Linked DNA regions of Homo sapiens: region 2 is linked to region 1. Evidence: chromatin loops called from intact Hi-C (ENCODE). Cell type or tissue: natural killer cell. All regions are shown on one strand.

The links. Peaks named below come from ENCODE experiments on the same cell type or tissue, not always from the same donor. Only the 100,000 strongest peaks of a DNase experiment are listed, where the experiment ranks them.
Region 2: it touches region 1 in a loop (6-fold over the local background); 2 of 110 quality-filtered maps call a loop at or near these places.

The regions. Positions count from the first base shown.
Region 1 is chr6:157,231,145-157,239,144 of GRCh38, forward strand. No RefSeq gene overlaps it. Among named protein-coding and RNA genes, the nearest start is that of TMEM242, 88 kb to the right of the region's middle. RefSeq lists an enhancer at 13-513. In natural killer cell, a CTCF peak has its summit at 4,541; DNase peaks (open chromatin) are centred at 4,577, 5,197 and 7,397; H3K4me3 peaks cover 657 bases; H3K27ac peaks cover 846 bases; H3K27me3 peaks cover 2,859 bases.
Region 2 is chr6:157,546,477-157,554,476 of GRCh38, forward strand. The region is part of intron 2 of ZDHHC14 (zDHHC palmitoyltransferase 14); the gene reads left to right. Among named protein-coding and RNA genes, the nearest start is that of MIR3692, 21 kb to the left of the region's middle. RefSeq lists a silencer at 3,687-3,887 and an enhancer at 5,745-6,567. In natural killer cell, no CTCF peak of the experiment used is centred here; a DNase peak (open chromatin) is centred at 3,885; H3K27ac peaks cover 2,298 bases.

The DNA.
Region 1 (8,000 bases):
ACGCCTTGCCTGGACCACAGGAGACATTCAATGGCAGCCCAGGACAAGGCCAACACCAACTTTGAGGCCTTTCATGTGGCAAGGGCCCCGGGCACGCCATCATCATTGCTGAGAGTGATTGTGTGCTCACATGTGTGTGTGTCAGTGGCACGAGCTGCAATCCAGTCCCCATACCGAAGCCCCCCAACACACAGCGGATGCAGAGTCCAGAGACCCCCCCAGCTCCTGAATCTTCTCCTTCCCAGTCATGGATACCTTGAAGTCAGGCTCAGTCCTTCAGGTCGGGCTCTGATCTCTATTATCGGAGCCTAGGTGGGCACACGCTTTAGGAGGGGGCAGTGCAGGGCCCCTGCTTTGAATTCCAGGTGCAGCCACGTTACAGGGAAGTCAGCTGTGCTCGGGAAGTGTGTGACCTTATGTTTTTGCTGCACCTCAAAAGAAAACTTTACACTTTAAATTAACAGCATGTCCACTGCCAGTATTTGTGGTTACTCCCTGCAACGTAAATCTCTTTTAGAGATGTGTGAGAACAGCATACGTAATGAAACATCAACGTGAAACTTGATTTAGAGTGCCTTTTCATTAATATAACAAATGAAGTGGACCAAAAATGGAAAGTATATTCCTTTGGGCCTAATTAAAACACTGAACAAAACACATGTATGTGTATATTTTAAATGAAGACATTCAGTAGCTAGAATTAGCTACAAAAATTAATTCAAATTGAAAAGTACATTATGAGTGCATTGTTGTTATTAACATAGCCAATATGCTTCCTCTGAGATATCTCCAATAATGTGCACCTGATTTAGTGCCTGTGTGATGTGACAGGCAGGCTTTGCTTTAAAAATACCGCACACACAACAAAGTTGGCCCACCGGGGGACCTCGCAGCTGGTTTAACTGCGCTGTCTTTTGGCCAGAGGAGGATTTCCAGGCAGAGTGTAGGAGTCAGAGTGAGGATGTCCTCTCTGACTGCGGGGCTCTTATCCTCAGTCCAGCTTCTGAGGGCCTGGCCAGAGCTGGGGAAGGGGCAGGCTCTGTTGAAACGGAGAGGTGTATTGAGGGGTCAGGGCCTGGAAGGCCCAACCTGGCATCCAGGAACACGTCTCTGATGGTGGCCAGGAGATACGTGGAGGGTACCAGGGGATAGGCGTGAAGGACAGTGGCCTGAGTGGAAAGACGGTCTGATTCCACGCCGAGTTGAGGGCAGGGAGTCGGTGCAGTGTTGGCCATGACCCCTCAGCCCCAGTCCTGCAGAAGCAGGGCACTGAGGGGGCGCACACAAACTTAGGGAGGGGCCCCAGCCCAAGGCAGGATGCTGGGAGCCCACCTTCTGAAGGGTGGCAGGTGGCCCCCCCCAGTGACAATTCTGGTTGATGGCAGAAGACACCCCAGAGGCCAGGCCACCTGACAGAGAGGTCCCTCAACCATTGGGGACCGGGCTTTTTTTCTCGGCTCTGGAGCAGAACTCCTTAACCTAGCCTTTAGGGACGCAGATCGGCCTCCACACTTGGTGGGAAATGGACCCGAGGAGCCAAAGATGTGAAATAAGGGCCTGGAGAAGTTCTGGAACACGCTGAGCTCCATGCAAGGGTGGCAGGTGCCCTTCAGGGACTGCTGATGTGAGGACGCAGCTAGGAATGGAGGACGCTCTCCAAACAGGGATGGGAGGTTTGTGTTTACTGTGGGTCCACCTAGAACTCCTGGCTGGCCAGCCCTGGAACCTCAGTACTTACCTGGAAATGGAAACACCAATAGTATCTATGCTCTTGGATTGATGTGAGGATGAAATTAAATACTTCATGTGAAGTATCATTCCTCAGAGTAGTAAGAGCTGCAAAATTGTTAGTCATTATTCTTGTTACTCCACAAGTTACTGGCTCCTATTCCAGCCCCTGGGGACTGCAAGAAAGTCAAGGATCAGAACAATAACTGACATTTGTACAGGGCTCTGTAATTCACAAATCACTCTCCTTTAAACGGGCAACGACGTACGCCAATTATCATTCTGATCTTCACTGGGGAAACTGAGGCTCAGAGGGCATGTGACTTCCCCAGCATCACACAGCTATGAAGGATAGATGCAAGCTCCAATCCGAGTCCCTTGTTCCTCCTCCTGTACCTCCCACCCTGAAGGCAGGGGAGGGGGTTCCCTTGGAAGAACCCAGAGAAAGCTTTACAGAACTGTGGCCCTCTCCCTCACAGGCTGGGACAGAAGAAACGAAGCCAGGCAGGACAGGTGCAGACTGGCAGGAGTGAGCTGACCAGGGTCTCCCCTGGAACCCTTTGTTCTGATCAGCAACTGGCTTTATTCTCATGCAGTAGGAACACTGGTTTTCATGGTGATGGGAGGACCCAAGGTCCCAGGTCAAATCTCCCCATTTCTGGGTGATTTATTGGAAGATTGGCGGCTGCTACCCAAATCTTTGTATTTAATCGGATGAAGAGGCACAAAGTAAGGAATTCTTGGATCTCAAGTTGTCAGAATGGGGCCTTCTGCATTTGCTGATGCTGAGTCCCTTTCCAGGAGCACATGTCCAGGTAAGCAGACACCACCCAGCCAGGTCTTTTCCCAGGCTGGCTCCAACAAGAGGCCTTGTGTGTGTGATCAGCAGTGTTCCCTGCACCGTGTGGCTGCTAATGGTTTGGTGAAGCTAACGTTCTCCATGAACAGGCCCAAAGAGCTTCCCTTCTCCACCTGGCCCTGGTCCCAGCTTTCATCTCAGCAACATAGAAGGATTGTAACACCTGCTGCTGCCCGGTGAGTGACATCTCCCACAAGTCCAGGCTCAGGATTGGGTCCAGATGAGGGTGTGGAGGAGGCTTGCCTATTGGAGATTTTGAGAAAAGACTAAGGTGGAAAAGGTTGGTTGGGCCTCTTTGTTCTGAAAGACAGTGACCTAGTCCCAGTCTTCAGAGGTTGAGAGGGACACAGGCTTGTTTGCAAATAGCAAGACAATTGCATGGGGACACTAGCGTTTGTTTGGGTGTGTACAGGAAGCCCTGCTCACACCTGGGGAAATGGACTTTGAAGACTCATTGCTACCCCAACAAGTGATGGGGACAGAAAAGATCACTGGGCTCAAGGGCTACTAGTTTTGTTGTGGTTGTGTTTTGTTTTGTTTTGTTTTGTTTCGAGATGGAGTCTCACTCTGTCGCCCAGGCTGGAGTGCAGTGGCACTATCTCAGCTCACTGCAACCTCCACCTCCCAGGTTCAAGCGATTCTTCTGCCTCAGCTTCCTGAGTAGCTGGGACTACAGATGAGCACCACCACGCCTGGCTAATTTTTGTATTTTTAGTGGAGATGGGGTTTCACCATGTTGTCCAGGCTGGTCTCGAACTCCTGACCTCAGGTGATTTGCCCACCTCGGCCTCCCAAAGTGCTGGGATTACAGGCGTGAGCCACGTGCCCAGCCGGCCACTGGGTATTTTTAAGAACCAAGGAGAGAGGAGGTTTTGAATGGCAGAAGATTAGAAGACTAGACCCAGCTGCTGAAACAAAGGCCAGGTGGTGGGGCCCTCCAGTAGGGACCCCCAAACCACTGGCTGGTTCTCACCATTAGGTGCTTTCACTGGCCTCTGCCTTTGCATGCACTGTTCCTGGCCTGAAACACCCTTCACCTCACTCTTGGCCTTCAACGCTTAACCTTCATTGAACACCATGTGGATTTGAGTGACATTCCAAGATTTGGAGCAGATTGAATTTGGTGTTGAGAGGAGCAAGAGAGAGAAAGACGTCAAAATAAGTCAAATGTGTTCCTACTGGTGTATTGCAACTTGTAGTGATGCAGGAAGTGGGGAAATTGGAAAGGAGGGAGTTTGTGGGGGAGGAGATGCTCTCCTTCTTTGAGCAGGGTGGATTTCTCCGGCCAGTGACACAGTCATTGAGGACAGCCAAAGTCATCAAGAAAAGACACAGTGAGAACTCAGCCTTGGGGGTGGTGACCTGGGAGTCCCTGGGTTGCTAGTTAGTGGTCAGAACTGGGCCTGATGGACAAACTCAGGCAAGGTAGGGGTTAGGTGGGGACCAAAGCAGGCCAGGCTGATGGTGGAGTGCGCAGGGCCAGGCACCCTCCCTGGAGGCATCAGCCTGGGCTTGCTTTACTACTCTGGAAGGGAACCCAAGCCCCAGGACGCTAAATCTTATGCCAATGTTCAAATATAACCATTTCTTTCTTTTTTTTTTTTTTTTTTTTGAGACGGAGTCTCTCTTTGGAGTGCAGTGGCGCCATCTTGGCCCCCTGAAACCTCCGACTCCCTGGTCCAAGCGATTCTCCTGCTTCAGCCTCCCGCGTAGCTGGGATTACAGGCATGCGCCACCGTGGCCAGCTAATTTTTGTATTTTCACTAGAGACAGGGTTTCACCATGTTGACCAGGATGGTCTCGATCTGCTGACCTTGTGATCCGCCCGCCTCGGTCTCCCAAAGTGTTGTTGGGATTACAGGCATGAGCCACCACGCCGGACCAAATATAACCATTTCTAAAAGCATTCCTCAGCGCTTGGAACTTGCGAGCTGATGGCTTTTGGTGGAGCCCAGGAGGGGCGCTGTGGGGCACAGACGTGTGCGGGGCCGGCAGCTGCGGAGAGAGCAGCGCACCCCAGCCTTCAATTCCCCGCCGAAGATGGGACTCTGCCCAGAGCCGAGGCCCCTGGCTGCTGCCCCGCTCCCTTGCGGCCGCAGTGACACTCAGAGCCAGATTCCTCAGACAATCTTCACTCCTCCGTGGTGGCTGCCTTGGGAGGCGTTGCGGGGTGAAGGAAGTCGCAGCTGGTCCCAAGCAGTGGGGAGGGCAGGACAGGGAGTAAGACACCGCCTTCCTGGGGTGCACACGGAGGAGGGGCGCTGCCCAGGAGCGGAGGGGAGGGGAGCGGAGCGCGGAGAGGAGACCGGTGCCAGACTTCACCCGCCTAGCTCTCGGAACCCCCGGGGGCCGCGCTCGGCTCCGCCTGGGGGCTACCGGTTCTGGGCCAGGAGAAGAAGTGGCATCCGCGGGGCAGGGCGGGCGGTGACGGCCGGCTCAGGTGGCGGCCCCACCCCAGCGCCCTTCAGCAGGCCTGGGTCGGTCGGCCTCGGACCCCGTAGGCGCCGGCGGAGCTGGCGGCAGGGACCCGACAGCTCTGCCGCGGACTCCGCAGGGGACATCCCCCACCCTGGCGGCCCACCCAGGCGGAGCGCGGCGGGGACCGTGCATCTAGCGCGCCCTGGTGACCTGCGGGCCGAGGCGGGCTGTGGGGCTTGGCCCCGCGACTCAGCCTTCCGGGCCCACAGCGGCCCTGACCCGGGAAGTGCGGAGGTTTGGCCGCCTTCAACAGCACCTGCCAGGCCACTGGGAGCAGCGGGGGAGAAGTGGGCTCGCACACCGACGGCCTCCCGGGTTCGGCGGGGACGACCCGAGCTAGGAGCCCGCGGGGGCCGTGGGAGCTGCTCCGCCGAGGTGGACCCGGGGCGCCCGCACCCCTCACCTTCTTTCCGTGGGGTCCGGGGCCAGGGACGCAGCGGGGGACGGCGGGCATCAGCCGGGCAGCGCCCGAGCCGTCCCTGGCCGGGTCCCCACACCTGCGTGCTCGGGCATCCCCAGGGTCGGGGGCGCGGTGAATCGTGGTCCCCGCAGCCCGGGGCCCGCCAGGCCCGCGGAGTCAGCCCACCCTGGCGAGGGGCCCAGGCACCCGCATTTAACCAGTCCCGACCTCGGCACGTGGCGGCGCCGGTGTCGCAGACTCGGGCCCACTTCTGGGAGCTTTGGTGCGAGGGGGAAAGTGCCCCTGCGGACGGGCTCGGGTGCCCGGTGCTGCCCCGCCGCCATCCCCGGCACGCAGAGGTGGAGAATGCCAGGCAGCCTGCCGTCCTAATTGGAAGTGGATGTTAAAGAGGAGAAATTCAGTTTTGTCAGTGAAATGTCACGGATTTCGAGTCTCAAGCCCACCCCTAGCCCTTTGGTATTTGACTATCTTTATCCTTGGCAGTGTGTGATTCCCATGTTTCAAAGAAAGAACTTTAAAGGTTCATAAAGCTCCAAAGATTTCAAATAGCTCTTTTAAAAGCACTTTGATGGTTTAAATGCAGACACATGAATTACATATCTCTTAAATTACACAGGGTTTTAAATCTAAGGGAAAATGTCTTTGGCAAAATGAATTGGGGTTTTGTCTTGTGTAGGTAGGTTTTGTGTGTGTGTGTGTGTGTGTGTGTGCGCGCGCGCGCGCGCGCAACATTCAGATCCATACTGGGTGGGGGAAGGGAGGCAGCTGGTGAGGATGCAGGGCTGCCTGCCACCTGGCCCCTGCTCTCTCACAGCACACGGGGCACGCGCTGGTCTGGGCCCTGTGTGATCCTCTCAGGTGAGGACAGCCATGTGGCCACATCTGACCCCTGAAGGTCAAAAGGATAAACTCCTCTAGGGAGGGCGTGCCTCCTCTCTTCATACCCTCCCCGCTCAGATCAGCGGTGAATGGGGGAATGAATGATACAAACAGCTCATGGAGGTACAATCACATCTCCACTCACAACGCCTGCAGCTGGCCCGTGACCAGCAGCAACTGATCTAAAGATCAATCTCACCGGTCAAACCTTCAAGAAAACAGCAGTAAACAGAGACTCGGAGCCTAGGAGGGGGCAGTTTGGTACAGCAGTCCCGGTTTATCCACAGTTTCACTTTCCGTAGTTTCAATAACCAGTAGTCAACCGTGGTCTGAAAATTGGTGAGCACAGTGTAATATATTTTGAGAGAGAGGGAGACCACATTCACATCACTTTTATTACAATATATTGTTGTAAATGTTCTATTATTGTTGGTCATCTCTTCCTGTGCCTAATTTATAAATTAAACTTAATCATAGGTATGTATGTATGTATAGGAAAAAACATAGCATATATAGGGTTTGGTACTATCCAAGGCTTCAGGCATCCCCTGGGGGTCTTGGAAAATATCCCCCACCAATAAGGGGAACTTACTATATTGTGAATACTCACGCAGGGTCAGGCTGCATGGGCTTGAATTCCTACTCTGCTACTTATTATCAGGGTGACCTCTCTAATCCTCAGTACCCTCACCTATAAAATGGTATCATAGTGGCCCCTATGGCACTGGATTATTATGAGGATTGTTCTAGATATATATGAAGCTCTTAGCAAACGGCCCACCCCACAGGCACCTTTGAGATGGTGGTGATAGAGAGTATAATAGATGAGGGTGATAGTGGTTATGGTGATGGTGGTGATGAGGGTGGTGGTGATGGTTGTGGTGAGGATGAGGGTGATGGTGATGATGATGGTGATGATGGTAAGGATGGGGGTGATAGTGGTGGTAGTGGTTATGGTGATGGTGATGATGAGGGTGGCAGTGATGGTGGTGGTGGGGATGAGGGTGATGGTGATGGGGGTGGTGGTAGTGATGATGATCAGGATGGTGATGAGGTGGTGATGGTGAGGATCAGGGTGACGTTGTGGTGGTGATGGTGGTCACCCCACAAGCTCTCAGCAACTGGGTCCCAGTGTTATCGCTAGACTCTCCTGGTGTCTATACCTCCTGTCTGCACCAGGTGTTTTTGTGCACAGCATGTCTCATCACCCCATCCTGTTAGTGGTGAGCAGCCCCTCCTCCCAGGCCTGAGAGATTCATCTGTTGATGAGGCGGATGGGCAGAGGGAAGACCTCCTGCTGTGCTCAGGCAAATCAGACTTTGCCAGGGAGTCCTGAACAGTCTTGTGCATGTATGAGCAATGGTAGAAAAGAGGATCCTCTAAACTATTTCTTAGAACAATAAGCTTGGGAATGAGATTTGCCTAGACGAAAGGGTTTCAAAGGCAGCTTTTAGGGGTCGGTTCTTCCATAGAAGCAGGACATATCGGCAGGCCCTGTGGAGGGGCCAGGTCCAGTCACACATCTTCCTGTTTCCCACTCTTCCCAGGAGCCCTTTGCACAGAAAGAGAAGTTTCCTCAATCACATCTCATCCCATCCCCAGGAGTTCTCGGTCTCTCTCCCTTGCCCTTGATTG
Region 2 (8,000 bases), 320 kb after region 1:
GAGTAGGTGGGGAGGAGGAGGGCTCTGGGCTTCAGAGTCTGTTTCAAGGCTCTTGAAATGCCTTACACTTCTCTCTTCTGAAAGAATGTTCCCGATGACTTAGGGTGCAGCTAAAAAGACATCAAAGAATAGCAGCAGGGGGCCAGGGAAGCTGGGGTCACTGGAGGCTTGCTTGGAAACTTCAGTTTCAGAAACTCAGTTTTTACAGTTCACCCAAGGATGATCTGATCGTAAGCAACTGATTTGGGGTTAGAAAAAAATGACAAAAACTGTACTAGAAATCACAGGATCAAAGTGTTGAATTTCTATTAGGGATAGACCTTTCCAGGGATCAAAATAGGGGAAAGTATTTCACATTCCACAGGTTTCGTCTCTTCCCACCCGTTCCACCGTCCTGACCCGATGCTGAGACTAAGGAAGTCAATGCGGAGAGTGAGTGAGGAGCTGAAATGTGAGCTTTGGCTCCCAAAGCAAGGCTAGTGATTTAGGAAGCGCCTCTTCCAAGCCACAGTAACCCAGATACCATATACATGATGGACTTTGCTTGGTAAGGGTGGAACCAGATCAAAGGATGCTGGTGGGCTTTTAAAAATTCACTTGCGTTGTGGCAGAATCTGAAGACCGATTACCTCCACTCTGTACATGTTGCTGACGAGGTAGAATGCCACTTCCCCAGGCAGAGTAGATGCACCCGTGTGTGCACGCACGTGCACGTGTGTGTGTGTTCCTTCTCTCCTTCCTCCTCTACTCCCTCTCCCTCCTTCTCCCCTATCTTCGGTCATCACCCAATAAACTTTCTTGTAGTACGCAGAACCAATCACTTTACTAAGAGTAAAGCTTATCTTTTGTTATTTCCTAAATTAATCCTTGAAAGAGTCTCTCGAGGAAATTTCTAGAAAGCACAGCACAGCAACTTCCTGACCCTAGGAAAGCCTGGATTTGTCAGGGACACAGTTCCACCCCATCCTAGACAGAGCATCCCCTGGGAAGACTTCCACAACCACAGGAAGTTTTGACCCACTGATTTGACTTGCTGGGCTTTTCCCGCATCAAAGATATCTTAATTCTGTATTTAAGAGTAGAAACATTTTAATTGGAATTTTAACAACACTAATGGATTTTTGTTGGAGAAGATGCTTTCTGAGGAAAAGACTAAGTCAATTTAAGACCATAATTTTCTCTATCGCACAAATTATTTCCAATTGTTTTCATTTAGATTGTTATTTCACTAAAATTCTTTTTATTGGAGTCATTTCTTCTCTGCATAAAATTTATAACTAAGATTTTTCACCAATCAGTATTATGAAAGCTGCCATTATGAATTTTTTATAGAACTATTATTTCTACTAAGAAAAATTTTTTTTGTGATTTGATTTTTTACCATATGCAATTTTGGGGGTCTTTTTGTTGGGTTTTTTTAAGGCAGTATTAATTTCATTTTCTGTTGTCAATATTCACCATAAAATGGCTTTAAAATTTGATGGTTTCATTGATTTGGTTTCATTGATTTTTGCCTAATGAGTAGTCTACTGGCTGTGGTTGATCTGTGATTGAATCTTCATACACTGCGCAGTCGCTTTGTGTACTGTATACTAGTTGTCCATACTGTTGAATATACACCCCTCCCCAAAAAAAAAAAATCTGGCAGGGTCAACATAGCAGGCATTAAAGGTGGCTAATTTGATTGCTTTTTGCCAGTTTTCTTTTCAGAAGGTGAGATTTTCTGAACATTTCCCCCAATTCATATTTGCATCTTTTTACTCACCTCCAATATCACCACAATTCATGCTTTGTGTCGTTTTTATTTGCAGTGGCCCTTTCAGCCTCTCACGCACTCTGACTAGGCCATGGAGGTCCATGCAGAATGGATTGCACCTGCCGGTGTGGGGGTCCTTGCTGCCTCTCCCATCCTCCCTCCGTGCTGCTTTCCGCCCTGTTCTTGTTTTTGTTGTTGTTGTTGTTGTTTGTTTGTTTGTTTGTTTGTTTTGAGACTGAATTTTGCTCCTGTTGCCCAGGCTGGAGTGCAATGGCGCGATCTCAGCTCACCGCAACCTCTGCCTCCCGGGTTCAAGCAATTCTCCTGCCTCAGCCTCCCGAGTAGCTGGGATTACAGGCATGCGCCACTATTCCCGGCTAATTTTGTATTTTTAGTAAAGATGGGGTTTCTCTGTGTTGGTCAGGCTGGTCTCGAACTCCCAGCCTCAGATGATCTGCCCGCCTGGGCCTCCCAAAGTGCTGGGATTACAGGCTTGAGCCACTGCAGCCAGCCTCTGGCCTGTTCTTGACCGTCACTGTGATGCCGCCTCAGTAGCCTTTGGGCTTCCTCCTTCACTACCAGCTTAAGCACTTACCTGTGACCATGAAATGAAATATTCCTCGTGCTTTTACCATGTGTCTGTGTGATGGGTCTGCTGGGCCCTGATGAACAGGCCAGACAGTGTTCATGGCTGTTGTTGATGAAGCGTCTCTCCCCGTGTAGGATGTGGCCGCGGCATTTGCCCACCATCTGTATCCTGTTATACCTGTGAGGATGCCAGTGCTTGGGAGGAAAGGGGTTTGCCAGAGGTCACTTGGCCAGAGCTGGGAGTCCAACACCTGCCTATCTGATATCACAGCGTGTGCTCTTACCCGCTGCACAGTGCTGCCCACCTCCTGCTGCCTGAGGAGCCAGGCCCTGAGGAAGCCATGCTTGGCTCCCTGGAGCAGTGGCACTTCCCCTTCCCATGGACCACATCCTCTCTCCCCGGTACAGCCTCGAGCTTCGAAACAGAAAGCCGAGCCTAGTATGCCGCGGCCGGCGGGCTTGGTTCTCAAATCCTGGGCTCCAGTGGGTGTAGCAGGAAGAACTTCGGGGAATTTCCAGACAATCTAACTCCCCTCTTGGAGCTTCTTGAAGATTCAGGGGCCTTTTTCTAGTGGGACGCTCACTGATGTCTAGATGTTCCGTGATGTTTGAGGCAAGGGAGAGTGGGGGAGTCCCATCGTGCCGGACATACCTTCTGGAAGAGACAAAGGCTTCTAAAAAGGTACATCCTAGAAAAAAATGTAGCTTCCTTGTCTGGGGGAAGTGCCAGAACCATCTAGAGTGCATGGATGCCAGGAAGTGGGGCAGTGAGACTCCTGCACAAGGTCAGGGTGGCAGCTCGGGATGTCGAGATTCCGATGTCCCTTTAACAAGAAACCCCAGCCTGGGAGAACTGGAAACCAGATGTCACAACTCAAAATTATGGTATTTGGGGAAATACCACAAGATTTTGAAGGGTCTGATTCTAAGGGAAGGAGGGAGCCAGAGATGTTTTTCCACAGGATTTGGAAGGATGTGTGGTTTTCATCCAGGACATTCAAGGAAGCCAGTGTTATTTATTCTTCCTATGGAAATCCAAACTTGTGGGAATGTACCATGTGTTGGAATTGAAGCCATTGTCTGATGCAAACATATTTCCGTGATTTTGAAGTTGGCGACATTACTATACACTGATTGGCATGGGGACTTAGGAGGACAGCTCCAGAAAGCTGTCTTGTAGCTCCTGTCTCCTGGTGGACGTCCTTCACAGAATTGTCTTCTTGGTCCTCTAGAGAGCTTTGTGGGTGGAAAGTGGCATTTTCCTCCTTACAGGAAGAGAAATTGAGAGAAGGGGGTTATTTCACTTGATGAGATCACACTTTGGTGCTCAGCCTGCACTGAGCCTAGGAGTGTGAATTCCTAAGTTCACATAGGCATTCTAGAGAGACCACAGCATCACATAGTCATTCTAGCTAGCGACCGCAGCATCACACAGACACTCTAGAGAGACCACAGCATCACAAGACACGCTAGAGAGACCACAGTGTCACACAGGCATTCTAGAGAGACCACAGCGTCACACAGGCATTCTAGAGAGACCACAGTGTCACACAGACATTCTAGAGAGACTGCAGTGTCACACAGGCATTCTAGAGAGACCACAGTGTCACACACACGCTCTAGAGAGACCACGGCATCACACAGGCACTCTAGAGAGACCACAGCGTCACACAGGCACTCTAGAGAGACCACAGCGTCACACAGGCACTCCAGAGAGACCACAGTGTCACACAGACACTCTAGAGAGAACACGGTGTCACACAGACACTCTAGAGAGAACATGGTGTCACACAGACACTCTAGAGAGACCATGGTGTCACATAGGGATTCTAGCGACCACAGTGTTTCCCCTCCTGAATGTCCCTCTTTGTGTAGTTTGTGTACCTGTGTAAAGATGTGAAATCTCCTCTGTAGAATTGATGAACTCCTCCCTAAAGCCAGGATACCACTTCCTTTCAGGTAAGGGGAAGTCTATCTTTCTCTTACTGCACCAATGTCACTTTCTTTAGAGTTTGTGTTGAGCTGGCACGATGATGGCGTACAGCAATGTTGACATGCTCTGCTAAAACACAGAATATACTGTGATTATAATCAGTTCTTATATACAGGGCCATGGAAGGGGAAGGATGATGGCATAACCAGGGTGAGGAGAAGGTCATCCTGAGGGCAAGGAACACAGAGGTTGTGGTGTAGTGGGGAGTAAAGGACCAAGTGGCATGAAGAGGATGGAAAACTTGGGACCACATGCATGGTTCAAGAATACAGTCAAAGCATGGAGAGAGTGGTCTGGAGCATGTTAGTGAAAATTCCAGGCCCACCCCTACCCAGCCAAGGGCATCAAGAGAGGTGATGACTTGTGGGTCTGTCCATCTCTCACAACAGCTTTCCGTGTCCCCTCCCTTCCTCCTGGGGTGCTGGCCACTGCAGGGCTCTGAGTCATGGGACATTCCAGCTTAAAGGGACCTCAGCAGTCATGGAGGTCACCCTGGACAACTCCTTTGGTTTACAGATGAGTAAACTGAGGCTCAGAGACAGGTGTAACTCCACCCACTGACAACAGAGCCAATCAGTGACAGGCCTGGGACCCTGGCATGGGGTCTGGTTCCAAGTCCAGGTATATATAGCCCTCCTTTAACTTCCTGGCTCCTGAAACAGAATATCTAAATCTTTGCTACTCAAACTGAGGCCCATGGAAGAGTAATGTCAGCATCGCCTGGGAGTTATTAGAAATGCAGACTCTTGGGCCCTGACTCACCTGGTAAATCAGAATCTGCATTGCAACAAGACCACAGGTGAGTCACCTGAATGTGAGAAGCACAGCCCTGGGGCCTTTCCACGTCCCTCCTGTGACCTTCCTCTACAGCATAGCCTCTGCTTCCTCTCCACTGCAACTCCCAGGACTGTCGTATTTTCAGGAGTTTTGCTAGCTACAAGTTCCTCTACTTTGAGCGTTCTGTTTAATCACCTCCCTCCCTGCAGTGCCTGTGAGATAAATAGCGTCTTATTCCTTATTATTACATATTTAAAATAGCCATATGAACTTAGTCTATGACTTTGAGAAGTGTGTTGACTTCTTGGGGCCTTAGTTTCAGTGTCTGTAAAATAGACCCACTGAGTGCAAAGAGCCATTCCAGCGTTATCATTCCATGATTCTAGAAATAAATCCCTCTTTCTCCTTTGCTTGGTTGTGAAAATCTGGGAACCTAAATACTTTAGAGGATTATTTCGACGGTTCCACTGCTTAAACAGAAGAAATGACGTCTTCTGTTAATTTTAAAATGCAAAGCTCCGTGCACACCCATGTAAATTCAACAAGCAAACTGTAGGTACTGCAAAATAAGATATTTCAATGACTCACTGGAATATTACTATCATTAGTAGTGTAACTGGCGTATTTGGGAGGATAAAGCAAGATGATGGAACGGTAGCTCTTTTGAGTGAGTGAGGGAGTGAGTCAGTCAGTCAGTTGGGTTTTAGAAGGAAGCCAGAGATGAAACCCTTCATGCAGAGTCGGCAGGGCAGGGCAGGCGGCACATTGGGCACAATAATCTCTGGAACAGCCCTCTGCAGTGGATGTGCTGGGCGTGAGGAGGAGGGGAGGCCAGATGGGCTTTTCAGGAGAAAAACCCCCCTGGAGGATGTTAATCAGGGGAGTGGGCAGCTCTTTGTGCTTGGGAAGTGGGAGGCATTTTTATTCCAAGTGTGGAGGTAACATGAAAGGCAGCTCAGGAACAAAAGGAAGCAAAGGACTCAATGAGGACGGAGGAAATGGACCAAGGCAAGGAGGTGTGGCGGGACCTGTTTGGGAGGAGACTGACCTGGGAAGACTGAGCAGGTGCAACGGCATGGAAAAGAGTCCCAGCCATGCTGAGCCCAGGAGGGGACTTAGAGAGCAGAGGCTGCTGCCTCAGAAGCCAGGCCTTCCCTGCAGAGCCTCTCAGGGACAGCTTGTTTCCTAGCGGCCCCAGGAGCCTTCTACACCCTGCCTTATAATACACATCTGCAAGTTTTTGGTGGCTGGAGTTGTGACTGGGAATCTGATCTAACCTAGAGCCATCTGCCAAACTACACACTCAGACTGTCCCTGATTACCTCTCACACCTCATTGTTAAAATTATTCAGGACATTTGTTAAAACATGAAGGCAGACTGTATTCAGGGAGACCATGCAGGGTCATAGGGACCAGTGCAGTGGGGTTTGCAGTAGGGAAGAGGCATTGGGCTCCGCTCCAAATACAGCAAGGAACAGTGGGAATTTACAGCCAAGGAGCAGAGTTGGGAGCAGTGGATGGAAGACTACTAAAAGGAAGCCTCAGGGCTGAGGGGGCTTCTGGCTAAACCAACCTAACCAGATTCCAGGCGAAGGCAGGCCAGGGTGGTCAGAGATTCCCTGGGGGATGGTGGGGGATGAGGAGCCCCATTGAGTAGCAAAGGGGATCAGATATTGAGGGTGAGGGTTCTGGCTAACTCGACTCAGCAGGACTTTTGCTAAAATTGAGCATTGCAGAAACAGACATAGAAGCCCCCAAATCAGGGCCTCGCTGGGAAGAGCACTCAGAGATGCCTGACTAGAGTTTGGCAAGGATGGGATCTTCCTTATCACGGATGCCTTCAGGTCATCCACATGTTCACACACTCTGTGAAAATAGGACTTTGCTGAGGTGTCCTCTTTGGGGTCCACATGCACATCTGTGATATTACTGAGACTCTGCCATAATAATCACCCTCCGAACCCCTGTCATGATCAAACCAACTCACCCTTTGCCTTCCCGGTGACCTTTCTCACTTCTTTACTTTAGACTCGTATGCTGGGGGGTGGGAGAGGGCTGGGGGGAAATACAGCCTGCTCTGGGGGAGCTGTATCTCCCTTCCCTCTGTGCCCTGGAAAACTTACATGTAAGGATGGGAGATACATTAACTGTTTATTTTGTGTTTCTGGTAGATAAGTTCTGAGATTAAGAATCATTGCCTACAAACATGAGTTGATTGATGGCTACCATGTAGTTGAAAGTCTGACATGGGCAGCACTCAGAGCCTAGCGGGTACTTAGAGAGAGGACAGGGAAAGCAGACGGAGGTGCCACCGGGATGAGTGGAGTTGTCCCATGAGGGCTCTTCCTGCCACCATGTTTGGTAAGGAAGAAATTCCCCATAATTTTCATCTGTCCAAATTTACCTTCCAAGGCTTTTAGAGAAAAAACTTGGCTGACATAGATAGACAGAAGCGAACACCATTTATTCAGAAACTGTAGATAAAGCTTTCTAGGAGAAAACACAAGTCCAAGTGGGTGAATGCCATGTTACATACCACCACAATTTGGAGCGTCCACTTTTTAAAAATCTCTTCATTTTCCTTTAAGGATGGAAACTCGAAGTCTAAGTGTCCTGGAGTGAATGAGGGAGTGGTTCTTTACATTCAGTAGAAATTAGCAGAATAGAAGTGGGCTAAAATCTTCTGCTGCCTTCACCAAACCCAAATATAACACCCTTGGTGGACGATGAGTGGCAGCTCCACTAGGAATGTAAGGCAGGCCGTAGGCGAGACGGCACGAGTTCTAGCAGTGACATTTAAAAAGTAAAAAAGCATATTTTTAAAAGTAAATTAATTTTAATAGTATATTTTACTTAAGCCAGAATATCCCAAATATTATTTTGATG